2 separate regions of the Homo sapiens genome follow, and region 2 is linked to region 1. Evidence: chromatin contacts called from ENCODE Hi-C or POLR2A ChIA-PET data. All regions are on one chromosome and are shown on one strand. The core of a region is the stretch at or near the end of the contact, and the rest is flanking DNA. Distances in the headings are between cores, read along the strand shown. Region 1 overlaps GNG7 (G protein subunit gamma 7). Region 2 has its middle 5.6 kb from the start of ZNF77.

What was found. Hi-C counts contacts between places; a loop is a spot of excess contacts on that map. ChIA-PET counts read pairs that join two places held with the same protein, here RNA polymerase II (POLR2A). Pooled maps may share reads with other maps.
Region 2: a loop to region 1 is called in a pooled map, with 7 times the contacts of the local background. The contact joins two enhancer-like sites. A Hi-C loop is called at or near these places in 5 of 50 pooled maps. POLR2A ChIA-PET finds 5 or more read pairs at or near these places in 2 of 52 experiments (HepG2 and activated B cell).

Annotation. Positions count from the first base shown.
Region 1 is chr19:2,540,543-2,546,954 of GRCh38, forward strand. All of the region lies in intron 3 of GNG7 (G protein subunit gamma 7), which reads right to left. Among named protein-coding and RNA genes, the nearest start is that of GADD45B, 68 kb to the left of the region's middle. RefSeq lists enhancers at 207-1,026, 2,667-3,486, 3,121-3,180, 3,487-4,306, 4,307-5,125 and 5 more and a silencer at 3,671-3,760. Within about 2 kb of position 3,167, at least 34 of the 41 ENCODE cell types and tissues checked have a DNase peak (open chromatin) inside an H3K27ac peak, as active enhancers do.
Region 2 is chr19:2,947,404-2,953,815 of GRCh38, forward strand. No RefSeq gene overlaps it. Among named protein-coding and RNA genes, the nearest start is that of ZNF77, 5.6 kb to the left of the region's middle. RefSeq lists an enhancer at 3,172-3,241. Within about 2 kb of position 3,353, at least 32 of the 41 ENCODE cell types and tissues checked have a DNase peak (open chromatin) inside an H3K27ac peak, as active enhancers do.

The DNA.
Region 1 (6,412 bases), core at 1,917-4,416:
GGGTGGGCTGAATCCAGGTGTCCTGGGCTGTAAAGCCAAGAAGCAGACAGCAGGCCTGGGGTGGTTGGAGATTTTGCGGGGACCCTGGGGGCGCTGAGGCTGGAGCATCCCGAGAAGTCCAAACCTGCCTGGCCTGTCTCTGCCGAGCAGACAGCGAGGCCCGCCGGGCAGCGGGACAGACTGGCTTCCCTCCTCCCGGGGAGACCTGCCGGAGCAAACCCAGCTCCTTTTTTAGGTCTGTGATGCCACGGCCACTCTTGGAGGTGTTTTCCAGCTGCACAGGAAGCCGTGACAGCGAGACCCAGAGAGGCTGGCGGTGGCTCTGAATTCCAAGCATAGTTCTCATAGTTGGGAAAGTGCCACTCCCGGCTCGATAAACCGACCAGGAGCCGCCGCCGCCAGGGCCATCTTCTCACCAGCAGGGAGAGAGCATGCAGCCGGTGGAGGCTTCTGAGAGCTGGCCGGGGCGGCCTGCGTAAAAGGACAGGAATGTCAAGAATGCACCCGGCCTGGCAGAGACAGGGACTTTACCGAGCGGCTCCTGGGCCTGGCGGCCAGAGAGGCGAGGGAGCGGGAGCTACCGAGGGTTCCTCCATCGGCAGGGAAGGTCCTGAGTCCCCCAGACCCTGTTAAAAGAGGCTGATCAGGTTGGGTGCGGTGGCTCGTGCCTGTAATCCCAGCACTTTGGGAGGCTGAGTCAGGAGAATTGCTTGAGGCCAGGAGTTCAAAGCCAGCCTGGGGCAACACAGTGAGACCCTGTCTCTAAAATAAAAAAATAAAAATAAATGTTCTTGGGGAAGCGAAGCCGAATTTCAGGAGAACATAATGAGGGTGCAGTGAGCTGGGATGGCACCACTGCACTCCAGCCTGGGCAATACAGCGAGACCCTGCCTCTAAGTAAAAAAATCAAGGCCGGGGGCAGTGGCTCACGCCTGTAATCCCAGCAGGTTGGGAGGCCGAGGTGGGTGGATCACGAGGTCAGGAGTTCGAGACCAGCCTGGCCAAGATGGTGAAACCCCGTCTCTACTAAAAATACAAAAAACAAAAAAATTAGCCTGGCATGGTGGTGGGCACCTGTAATCCCAGCTACTCAGGAGGCTGAGGCAGGAGAATCGCTTGAACCTGGGAGGCGGAGGTTGCAGTGAGCCGAGATCACGCCACTGCACTCTAGCCTGGGCGACACAGCAAGACTCCATCAAAAAAAAAAAAAAAAATTAAAAGGTAAGCTGGGTGTGGTCGCACAAGCCTGTAGTCTCAGCTACTCCGGGAGGCTGAGGCGGGAGGATGGCTTGAGGCCAGGAGTTTGAGGTTGCAGTGAGCTAGGGTTTCACCATTGCACTCCAGACTGGGGGACAAAGTGAGACTCTGTCTCAAGAAAATAAAAATAAAATAAGAAAGGCTGATCAGGGCCGAGGGCTGAGATGGGAAGAAATGGTGCTTCTGTACCCAGTGCTGCTGGGCCTCCTGTCTGGGGCTGGCTGCAGGGCGGCCCTTCCAAAGAGCTCCCTGTGGCAGGTGCACAGTCGGGCCTTGGCTAGGCTCATGGGAGGCAGCGCTGTGTGTTCTTTTTTTTTTTTTTTTTTTTTTTTTGAGATGGAGTCTTGCTCTGTCACCCAGGCTGGAGTGCAATGGCGTGATCTCGGCTCACCGCAACCTCCGCCTCCCAGGTTCAAGTGATTCTCCTGCCTCAGCCTCCCGAGTAACTGCGATTACAGGCGCTCACAACCACATCCAGCTAACTTTTGTATTTTTTAGTCGAGACGGGGTTTCACCATGTTGCCCAGGCTGGTCTTGAACTCCTGGCCTCAAGCAATCCACCCACCGCGGCCTCCCAAAGTGCTGGGATTACAGGTGCGAGTCACCGCGCCTGGCCTGGGGTGGGTTTTTTCATTTGTGCACTGAATGTTTATTACTGACAGCCAGCAAGGAAAGGGGGACTGCGCCCTACGACTGCAAGGAAGTGAATTCAGGAAGAACCTGAATGAGCTGGGGACGACAACTGGAAGCTTCGCGTCAGACAGCAGGCGGCTCACGTTTCAGTTTCAGCCTGGGAGACCCTGGGCAGAGGACGTCATTGCACCATGACCTCCAGAACTGTAAGCTCAGGCAGGCGTGTTGCTCTAAGCCACCACATATGCAGTAGTTTCTTATGCAGTGTAAGGAGCTGATACGCAAGGCCAGGATGGGACTGGTTGGGGTCTCCAGGCTGGAGGGCCCCCCGGTGAGCAGGCATGGGGTCCCACAGCCCAGGACAGCTTCAGCTCTTATTTGCCATCTGCTGCTGCTAGGTGTTAGACGCTGGACTGAGCATGCTGCACACATCATCTCTGCTGTTTTCCTTTTTTTTTTTTTTTTTTGGTGGTTTTTGTTTTGTTTTGTTTTGTTTTTGAGGCAGAGTCTCGCTCTGTCACCCAGGCTGGAGTGCAATGACGCCATCTCGGCTCCCTGCAACCTCCGCCTCCCAGGTTCAAGTGATTCTCCTGCCTCAGTCTCCCGAGTAGCTGGGATTACAGGCATCCACCACCACACCAGGCTTATTTTTTATTTTTATTTTTTTGTAGAGACAGGGTTTCACCATGTTGGCCAGGCTGGTCTCAAACTCCTGATCTCAAGTGATCCACCTGCCTTGGCCTCCCAAAGTCCTGGGATTCCATGTATGAGACGCCGTGCCTGGCCTCCTTTTTTTTTTTTTTTTTGACACAGGGTCTTGCTCTGTCACCCAGGCTGGAGTGCAGTGGTGCAATCACAGCTCACTGCAGCCTTGACCTCCTGGCCTCCAGAGATCCTCCCACCTCAGCCTTCTGAGTAGCTGGGACTACAGGTGTGCACCACCATGCCCGGCTAATTTTTAATATTTTTTCTTTTAGAGCTGGGGCCTCACCGTATTGCTCAGGCCAGTCTCAAACTCCTGGGCTCAAGCAATCCCTCTGCTTCGGCCTCCCAAAGTGCTAGGATCCCGGGCATGAACCCCCGCTCCCGGCCTGCAATTTTTCTTTTCACAGCCCTGAGATGAGGGTGCAGCATTAAAACCCGTGCAGAGGGTGGCTGCTTCTCCATGAGCCGAGCAAACCGTCCTCCCATGGCTGCTTCCTGTAAACCGGCTCCTAAGGCCAGCGGGCGTTTGCTCTCCTGACGGCACAGGAAGTCAGGCTCAGCGAATTCCAGCTCAGAGCGGGCTCTGGCGGCTTCCAGGCAGCTCCACAATGAGGCGGCTGCGCTTTTCCAGTCTGCTCATCAAAGCAGAGCCAGCCTTGTGTGGCGCGGCGTGCCGGGGTGAGTCAGCCCCGGGGGAAGGTGGCCTTGAAGGCGGGAGGGGCGGCCGGCCTGCAGCAGCAACGTGAGAACAGAAGCAACCTTCATCTGGCTCTAAAACTTCCAGAACCAGTAGCTTTATAGCTCGCAGAGCTCCTGGACTCTTTCCTCCTGGGGGTCTGGCAATCCCCCACCTCTCACCCCTCCAAACCTCTGCCTGCCTCGAAAAAGGAAAGAAAAATAAACCCCAAGCAACAAAACCAGCAACCAGATTTGGCAGGAGGGGAGACAATGCTTGGAGTGGAAACGTCAGCCCTTCCCCGTGGAGGGATGACTGCTTCTGAGAACACAGTGTTCAGAGACAAGAGAGACAGGGTGTTATGTTTAGAGAGGAAAAGATCCAAACCCAAACAAAATGGAACAGTAGTTTGGGAGAGAAGAGAAGGCTCCGAGGCACTGTGAGGAACAAGTCGCCTTCGTACAGTGGCTGGGGCAGCTGGGTTTGCAGAGAGCTGTGTCCCTGGGCACCTGCGTCAATGTGCACATCTGCACGCCTGCTGTGGGCACGAGGGCCTCAGCCATGAGCACCCCCGGGAGCCATGAGGACCTCAGTGCATCTCACAGAAGCCCCTGAGGACAGTGTGCAGTGGCGCGATCTCGGCTCACTGCAACCTCCGCCTCCCGGGTTCAGGAGATTCTCCTGCCTCAGCCTCCTGAGTAGCTGGGGTTATAGGCGCCCCCCACCCCCACCACGCCCAGCTAATTTTTGCATTTTTAGTAGAGATGGGGTTTCACCATGTTGGCCAGGTTGGTCTCAAACTCCTGACCTCAGGTGATCTGCCCACCTTGGCCTCTCAAAGTGCTGGGATTTTAGGCATGAGCCACCGTGCTGGGCCAACAGTGGCTCTTAATTGGGGGGGTGGGTGATTCAGCCCCGCCAGGAAACCCTGGGCGATGCCTGAGACATCTGTGGTTGTCGGGGTTGGGGGAGCTCCTGGCATGGAGTGGGTGGAGGCCAGGGGCGCTGCTCAGCAACCGTAAGTGCCCAGCACAGCCTCACCCCAGAGAAGGATCTTACCCCACTGTCCACAGTGCTGAGGGAGAAGACCCTGAGTTAATTATTTGGGGAAAATGGGGTTCAATCCCTACCCACACTAGAATAAGCTCCCAACGGGATGGATGGTGTGAACCAGGGGGACCCCCAACTCCTGGGATTCACCTCCTCTCTCCCTCCCAGCTCGGTGTGGATTTCATTGTGTGCAGCCTCCTGGGACCTCAGCACAGCAGAGGATCATGGGACGCAGAGTCTCTTGGGGGTCCGTGGAATCCCCTATCCCTGGGGGTTTCACCTAGAGGTAATTCCGTCCCCCAGGGGACCCTGGGCGCTGTCTGGCGACATCTGTGGTTGTCGTAACTGGGGGGTGCTCCTGGCATGGAGTGGGTGGAGGCCAGGGATACTGCTCAGCACCCTGCAGTGCCCAGGACAGGCCCACCTCAGAGAACAATCTGGCCGCCATGTCTACAGTGCCTAGGGGACCCTGGTTTAGACTCTGCAGAAAGGTGCACACATAGGCCGGGCACGGTGGCTTATGCCTGTATTTCCAGCACTTTGGGAGACCGAGGCGGGCGGATCACTTGACGTCAGGGGTTCGAGACCAGCCTGGTCAACATAGTGAAACCCCATCTCTACTAAAAAAAAAATCAAAATTAGCTGGGCATGGTAGCGCATGCCTGTAATCCCAGCTACTCAGGAGGCTGAGGCAGGAGAATTGCCTGAACCTGGGAGGCAGAGGTTGCAGTGAGCCAAGATTGCGCCACTATACTCCAGCCTAAGCAACAAGAGCGAAACTGTCTTAAAAAAAAAAAAAAAAAAAAAAGGCCAGGTGCAGTGGCTCATGCCTGTAATACCAGCACTTTGGGAGGCTGAGGTGGGTGGATCACCTGAGATCAGGAGTTTGAGACCAGCCTGGCCAACACGGTGAAACCCCCTCTCTACTAAAAATACAAAAAAATTAGCCGTGAGTGGTGGTGGGCACCTGTAATGCCACTACTCAGGAGTCTGAGGCAGGAGAATTGCTTGAACCCGGGAGGTAAAGGTTGCGGTGAGCCAAAATCGCGCCACTGCACTCCAGCCTGGGCAACGGAGCGAGACTCTGCCTCAAAAACAAAACAAAACAAAACAAAACAAACAAACGAAAAAGAAAGGTGCACACAGCTTCCAGAGCGGACACAGGGCATCAGGGTGAGAAGGCACAGGGCAACGATCAGGCGTTGATGTGTCCCCTGGCAGCTGGGATGCAGGCCCCCCACGGCCTGCCATGTTCTCACCAGGACGCCAAAGAGGGGACCCACGCAGAGCCCGGGGAGCCCGACTGAAATGGAAACTTCAATACAAGAGACAGGTCTGAGACTGGCCACACCTGCTGCCCGCTCCACAGAACCCCAGGGCCCCCTCAGCAACCAGGGTCTGCATGCAGAGACCCTGCACCCAGCGTGGGCACCCACCCTGCACCTGCAGCCTCTCCAGGGCCAGGTCGCCCAGCAGGGCCTGGGAGGGCGGCTGTGTGTGGGGCCTTCCGTGCCAGCTCTGACCGTTGGTGGCTCTGTGACCTCAAGGCAGGGCCGTGGGGCCCAGGGCTGCGGGCGGGAGGGCCTCTGCCACATGGAAGGGAGGGCCGCACTGGCTGGAAAATAGTGCCTTGTGACTGTCCCTGTCAGTGTGGGCCCTTTGCTCTCAGGCTAAATCGGTCCCCGGGGCAGCTATATTTAGAAGGGGCTAAAGAGAGGGAATGAATGAGGTGCCCACGAGAAAGTGAAAAATAGACCAGCGGGGCAGGTCCCGCCGCTGCCTTCAGCCGGAGCTTGGAGCCTAAGAATGAGCCGGCTTGTTCAGACAAAGAGGCCGCGACGACAGAGGGTGACGCGCCGCCAGTGTGGGTTTGGTCGCCGCGGTGACGGGAGCAGGAGAAAAGAAAAGCTGCTCTCTGTCCACCCGGCGGTGGGGTCGGCGGGGGCGGGGGATGACCACGGTCATGTGAGAGTTTGCAAGCCCGGGAACCGGGGCCGGGCCAGGACACTGAACCCCGTGGCTCCTGTCACTCCAGTTCTGGGCTTCCCGGCTGAGGAAATGCTGTCACCCTGGCCCCGGGCCAGGGCAAGG
Region 2 (6,412 bases), core at 2,103-4,602, 410 kb after region 1:
ACTACAAAGAAATTGGAAGTGATAGGAAACAGTGGAATAACTGTCAGAGAGGAAGCAGTGGGAACAAAAGACAGGAAAGAAAAACATGCCTATTATCAGAGTCCCTGAAGAAGTAAACAGTAGCACAGCTTTTCACCTTACATCATTAAGAAACACATAAATAGGCCGGGCGCGGTGGCTCACGCCTGTAATCCCAGCACTTTGGGATGCCAAGGTGGGCAGATCACCTGAGGTCCAAAGTCCGAGACCACCCTGACAAACATGGAGAAACCCCATCTCTACTAAAAATACAAAAATGAGCTGGACATGGTGGCAAATGCCTGGAACCCCCGCTAATCGGGAGGCTGAGGCAGGAGAATCACTTGAACCCAGGAGGTGGAGGTTGCAGTGAGCCGAGATCATGCCACTGCACTCCAGCCTGGGCAACAAGATCAAAACTCTGTCTCAAAAAAAAAAAAAAAAAAAGGAAAAGAAACACATAAATACTATAATAAATGTAGCAACGTACCTTGCAGAAGATCCAAAGGTTGCTTGTGGAATTGGGCAAGGGAATCTAAATTTCCAGAGTTAGTATGCAGTGGTGGAGAGAGGGTTGTCGGAAATCTAATGTTAAGTTTTAAAGCAGAGGAAACAGTGTGACTTGGTATTTGAGGTGTGTGCGCGCATTTTCTGTTTTCCTACCAGACTCTTCAGTTATGTGCAATTTCTTCTGTTCACTTAGTGTTTCTTAGGGTTGAAACTGAACATAAACAAATATGAAATTCGTGTTATACTCACATTACTCAACATATCAGGTAATTTGTGAAGACAGAGATGTTTCCTGATCAATTGTTCTAGCCGACTGACAGCCAATATCTACATAGAATTATTTCAAAGTCGCAGGGTGCGGTGGCTCACGTCTGTAATCCCAGCACTTTGGGAGGCCGAGTTGGGCGGATCACAAGGTCAGGAGATCAAGACCATCCTGGCTAACATGGTGAAACCCCGTCTCTACTAAAAATACAAAAAATCAGCTGGGCGTGGTGGCGAGTGCCTGTAGTCCCAGCTACTCGGAAGGCTGAGGCAGGAGAATGGCGTGAACCCAGGAGGCGGAGCTTGCGTTGAGCTGAGATCACGCCATTGTACTCTATCCTGGGCAACAGAGCAAAACTCTGTCTCAAAAAAAAAAAAAAAAAAAGAATTATTTCAAAGTCAATTGAGTGGCTGGGGGCAGTGGCTTACGCCTGTAATCCCAGCACTTTGGGAGGCCGAGGCAGGCGGGTCACGAGGTCAGGAGTTCAAGAGTAGCCTGGCCAAGATGGTGAAACCCCATCTCTACTAAAAATACAAAAATTAGCTGGGTGTGGTGGCGGGCACCTGTAGTCCCAGCTACTCGGGAGGGTGAGGCAGGAGAATCACTTGAACCCGGGAGGTGGAGGCTGCAGTGAGCCGAGATCACACCACTGCACTCCAGCCTGGGCGACAGCTCGAGACTCCGTCTCAAAAAAAAAAAAAAAAGTAAATTGAGGACACTGTAACACTCTGCTCTTAAACACCTCCCAAATGCTATTTTAGAGAAAAATCTGTATTTTTATCTAAAAGTCCACACTTCATATTCGCACTTTAGATAGTTAACAATCATTCCTTTATACCTAGCCCATAATCGTATTTCCTTCAATTATACCCCAAATGGTCTTTACAGCTGGTCCTCCGAAGATCCAACCCCAAACCAGGTATTGCATCTTCTTTTATTTTATAGTATTATATGGTCATGTTGAATTTTTCTTTTGAGGTGTAGTCTATGAATTTTTGTGTATGTATAGCGTTAACGGGTGAATTGCGTCCCCACAAATCCGTAAGGTGAAGGCCTAACCCACAGTACCTCAGAAGGTATTTGAAGATAGGCCTTTAAAGAGGCAATTCGATTAAAATGAGATTAAGGTGGGCTCAAATCCAAAAGACTGGCGTGCTATTCATTGCAGGGTGTTGAGCAGCACCCTAGACCTCCTCATCCACTGGATGCCAGTCGCCCCAACCCCATCCCCGGTTGTGACAACCAAGTCTGCAGACATTGTCCAGTGTCCCCTGGGCGTAAAATTTCTCCTCCCCTCTTTGATAATCACTGCTTTAGACTCTATTTGGTCTTAGAGTCTTTTCTCTGAAGTCCATCATTTTATCCGCCGTAACCCTGCTGTCTTCACTTAAGGGGTCCAAGACGTTTACAGGAGGGTGATAATGGTGATGATGAGCTGCCAATAATAATCCACACACAGCACTATTTGACAAATGCAGGTAATGTTATGTATTTTACAGACCTGGAAACTGAGGCACTTAGGGGCTTGGCAACTTGCCTAATATCACCCGAGAGCTGATTAAGGCTTGGGGCCAGGACTGGGACCCCAGGATGAAGCCCAGCTGAGCAGAAAACCTCTGTGCACAGGATGCAGCAATCAAGATAATAAAAATCAACTCCGACTGAGAAAGTATCTGCCTACACATTCATCAGGCTGGGAGGACAGACCCAGATGGTATCAGTTGGAAAATTAACAGAAAACAGTATTTTTGCCAAGGACACCTTTTTCTGAGCCATCAATGTCTTCTAGCTCGCTAAATGCCTTCCTTGCCCATTACAATCATACACAGTGATTGACATTTTATCAGTAAGAATAAACTTCCCTTTTCCGGCCGGAGGGTCTGATTTTCTTGGACACAGAGAATCCGTCTCCATTTCCAACCCAGGTGCAGGGCTCTGATAAGCGGTTTCCGGACATAACAATCTACAGCGGTCTTATCTTGTGGTTCCCAAGGAAACAGGTCCCGGCTGCACTTCGCAGCCCAGACCCGAGGGTGACCCCTTTACAAGCTTGCTCTTTGCCAAATGGAAACCACGCAGTATTTACATTTCACCTAAACCCCACCCTTCCCTCCAAATCCGATGGGTTACTCAGGCCTAGGATCCTCAGGCCTAGGGGGTCAAAACGCCCCGCGTCCCCAACCAAGACCCCTGAAGTCTAGCGGGGTTCCACTGGCCTCCGGAGCCTCCTCCCTGGGGCGCGGTGCCAGGACTTCGCCATTAAACGAGCCCGCCCCCTGCACTTTGAACTCTGCCCCCATCCTTTGACCCAAACCCCCCTACGCCCCGGCATCGGAGTCCCCTTGCTTGGCCTCTGCCACGAAGATACGGGGCCAGGTCCAGCAGTACAAGGAGGAGAAACCGCTCTCACGGGAGGCGCTGCGGCCACTGAGGGAGACGGCCGCCGCGGGTCACAGACGGATGCTTCCGTTTCCGGTTCCGGGGCGGCTGGGAGCTGAAAAGTGGGCTAGTAATGAGCTTGGGATTGGTGGAGCCTCAAAGATAGGCGGGACGACCTACGTCGTCCAATCGCTGAGCAGGAAAAGCTAGTTTCCGCCGTCTGGGAGATAATTGGCATTGTTGGCAGATCCGCCCCTCGAGGGCAAGTCTCGGGACAGAATCGCGCTGTGGGCGTGGCTTGTACTGGATCCTCCCCGGGGCGTGGCTAAAACAAGACCGAGGTCCCGGGACGAGGTTGGGGGCGTGGTCTTTCGCGCAATCCTCCAACGCCCAATTACCCTGATAAACAATAAACGCTAAAATAAGTAATAAATGCTCATTTCCTCCAGCCAACACATTCCTCGTGATAACATACTCCTGCACAAAGATATTCCCATTGTTGGGATTTTTCTTCCTTGAATGTCTGTTATTTCTTCCAGAAATAAGGTCATTTTTATGCATTTACATGTGGCTTTTCTTATTAATGAGTGCGTTGTGATGTTCCCTTCTGGCCACTAGATGGCCACGTAGCTCACATTTTCAAATTCGCGGATATTTTGTTTTAGTTGCTTTAGACATAGGTGTCCAATCTTTTGGCTTCACTGGGACACATTGGAATAATTGTCTTGGGCCACACATAAAATACAGGAACACTAACTATAGCTGATGAGCTAAAACAAGACAAAAATTGCAAAATAATCTCATAATGTTTTTTTTTTCTTTTTTTTTTTTTTTTTTTGAGACGGAGTCTCGCTCTGTCGCCCAGGCTGGAGTGCAGTGGCGCGATCTCGGCTCACTGCAAGCTCCGCCTCCCGGGTTCAAGCCATTCTCCTGCCTCAGCCTCCCGAGTAGCTGGGATTACAGGCGCCCGCCACCAAGCCCGGCTAATTTTTTGTATTTTTAGTAGAGACGGGGTTTCACCGTGTTAGCCAGGATGGTCTCGATCTCCTGACCTCGTGATCCGACTGCCTCGGCCTCCCAAGTGCTGGGATTACAGGCGTAAGCCACCACTCCCAGCCAATAATCTCATAATGTTTTAAGAAAGTTTACGAATTTGTGTTGGGTGCATTCAAAGCCATCCTGGGCTTCATCCGGCCTGCAGGCCCTGAGTTGGAGAACTTAGCTTTAGAGTTTAGACACAGGAAAAATGCAGGGGTCTTTGCCTTCCATTGTGAGGCATCATAACTAAGATTAGGAGGCCATCCTGACTTGTCCCCTTGTGTGACACCCAGCGGGCTCCGCATCCCTTGCATTCCCATGCCTGAGCACCTATCTCTTTTACAAGGTAAGCAGTCCTGAAGGATACCAGCAGACCGCCAGATGGGTTACAAATTCCTCATATCCGGTACTGCCAGCGAAAGAGAACAAAAGTCCCTTATTCCTGAATCGGCTTCATCAGCTTCCCCAATCTCCAGCCAATCAACACCAAAAAGCCCAAGAAGCTATTAGCTACAAATTCCTGCCTAAGGCCGGGTGTGGTGGCTCACACCTGTAATCCCAGCACTTTGGGAGGCTGAGGCGGGTGGATCCATCTAAGGTCGGAAGTTCAAGACCAGCCTGACCAACACGGTGAAACCCTGTCTCTACTAAAAATACAAAACTTAGCTGGGCTTGGTGGCACATGCCTGTAATCCCAGCTACTTGGGAGGCTGAGGCAGGAGAATCGCTTGAACCCAGGAGGTGGAGTTGCCGTGAGCCGAGATCGTGCCATTGCACTCCAGCCTGGGCAACAAGAGTGAAACTCCATCTCAAAAAAAAAAAAAAAAAAATTCCTGCCTTAAAAGGGGCCAGGGACTTCTTCCAGGCCCCACATGTGCAGCTAGAGTTAAGGTTTAGCTAATAGTAAACTTTTCCTCATTTTATTTTATTTTTTTGAGATGGAATCCCACTCTGTTGCCAACGCTGGAGTACAGTGGAACAATCAAGACTCACTGCAGCCTCCAAGTCCTGGGTCCAAGCGATTCTCCTGCCTCAAACTCCTAAGTAGCTGGGACTACCAGCACTTGCCAACACACCTGCCTAATTTTTGTATTTTTAGTAGAGACGGGGTTTCACCACGTTGGCCAGGCTGGTCTCAAACACCTGACCTCAGGTGATCTGCCCGCCTCAGCCTCCCAAAGTGTCGGGATTACTTTGGGATTACTGTGGCGTGAGCCACAGCGCCGGGCCAACATTTTCCTCATTTTAATAGTTAAAAAAAAAAAACCTGAGGCTGAGGCAGGAGAAATGCTTGAGCCCGGGAGGCGGAGGTTGCTGTGAGCCGAGATCGTGCCACTGCACTCCATCCTGTGTGACAGAGTAAGACTCTCGAAAACAAAAACAAAAACGAAAACAAAACCCACCCCTAGGTGGAGATTTTGTATGCTATTGATACATGCAATGTGTGTTAGAGCAGGCAGATGCTGAGTCCAACCGTAGGTCCACCTTTGCACACCTGACCTCACCGGTATTTTCTGACTATGTACGTACAGCCCCCAAAAAGGAATTTATCTTAAGGCACTAGCTGCTGCCTCTCCCTGTGAATAGTCTGCTCTGCCTCTTAGAGAGTACTTTCATTTTGCAATAAATTTCTTTGCTTACTCACACTTTGGACTTGCTCTCAAATTATTTGTGCAGTGAAGCCAAGAACCTGCCCAGCCCACCAGCAACAGTTGTAGCTGCCGGACAGGTTCTCCCTGCTCACTGCACAAACAAAATCGATTCACAAAGACCGTGGCATTGCAGTAAAAAGAGTTTAGTTGGCCTGAGGCTGGCTATGCCATGCAGGAAACGGAGTCATTACTCAAACCAAGCTCCCTGAAGGCTCTGTCGCCCAGGATGGAGTGTAGTGACATGATCTCAGCTCACTGCAACCTCCGCCTCCCAAGTTCAGGTGATTCTCCTGCCTCAGCCTCCTGAGTAGCTGGGATTAGAGGCACCCGCCACCACGCCCGGCTAATTTTTGTACTTTTAGTAGAGATGGGTTTTTGCCACATTGGCCAAGCTGGTCTTGAACTCCTGACTTCAAGGGATCCACCAGCCTTGGCCTCCCAAAGTGCTGGGATTACAGACGTGAGCCACTGCACCCACTCAGGGGTTTTTTGAAGATAGTTTGGTGGTCAGGAGGCTAGGGTCTAGGTGCTGCTGGCTAGTTGGGGATGG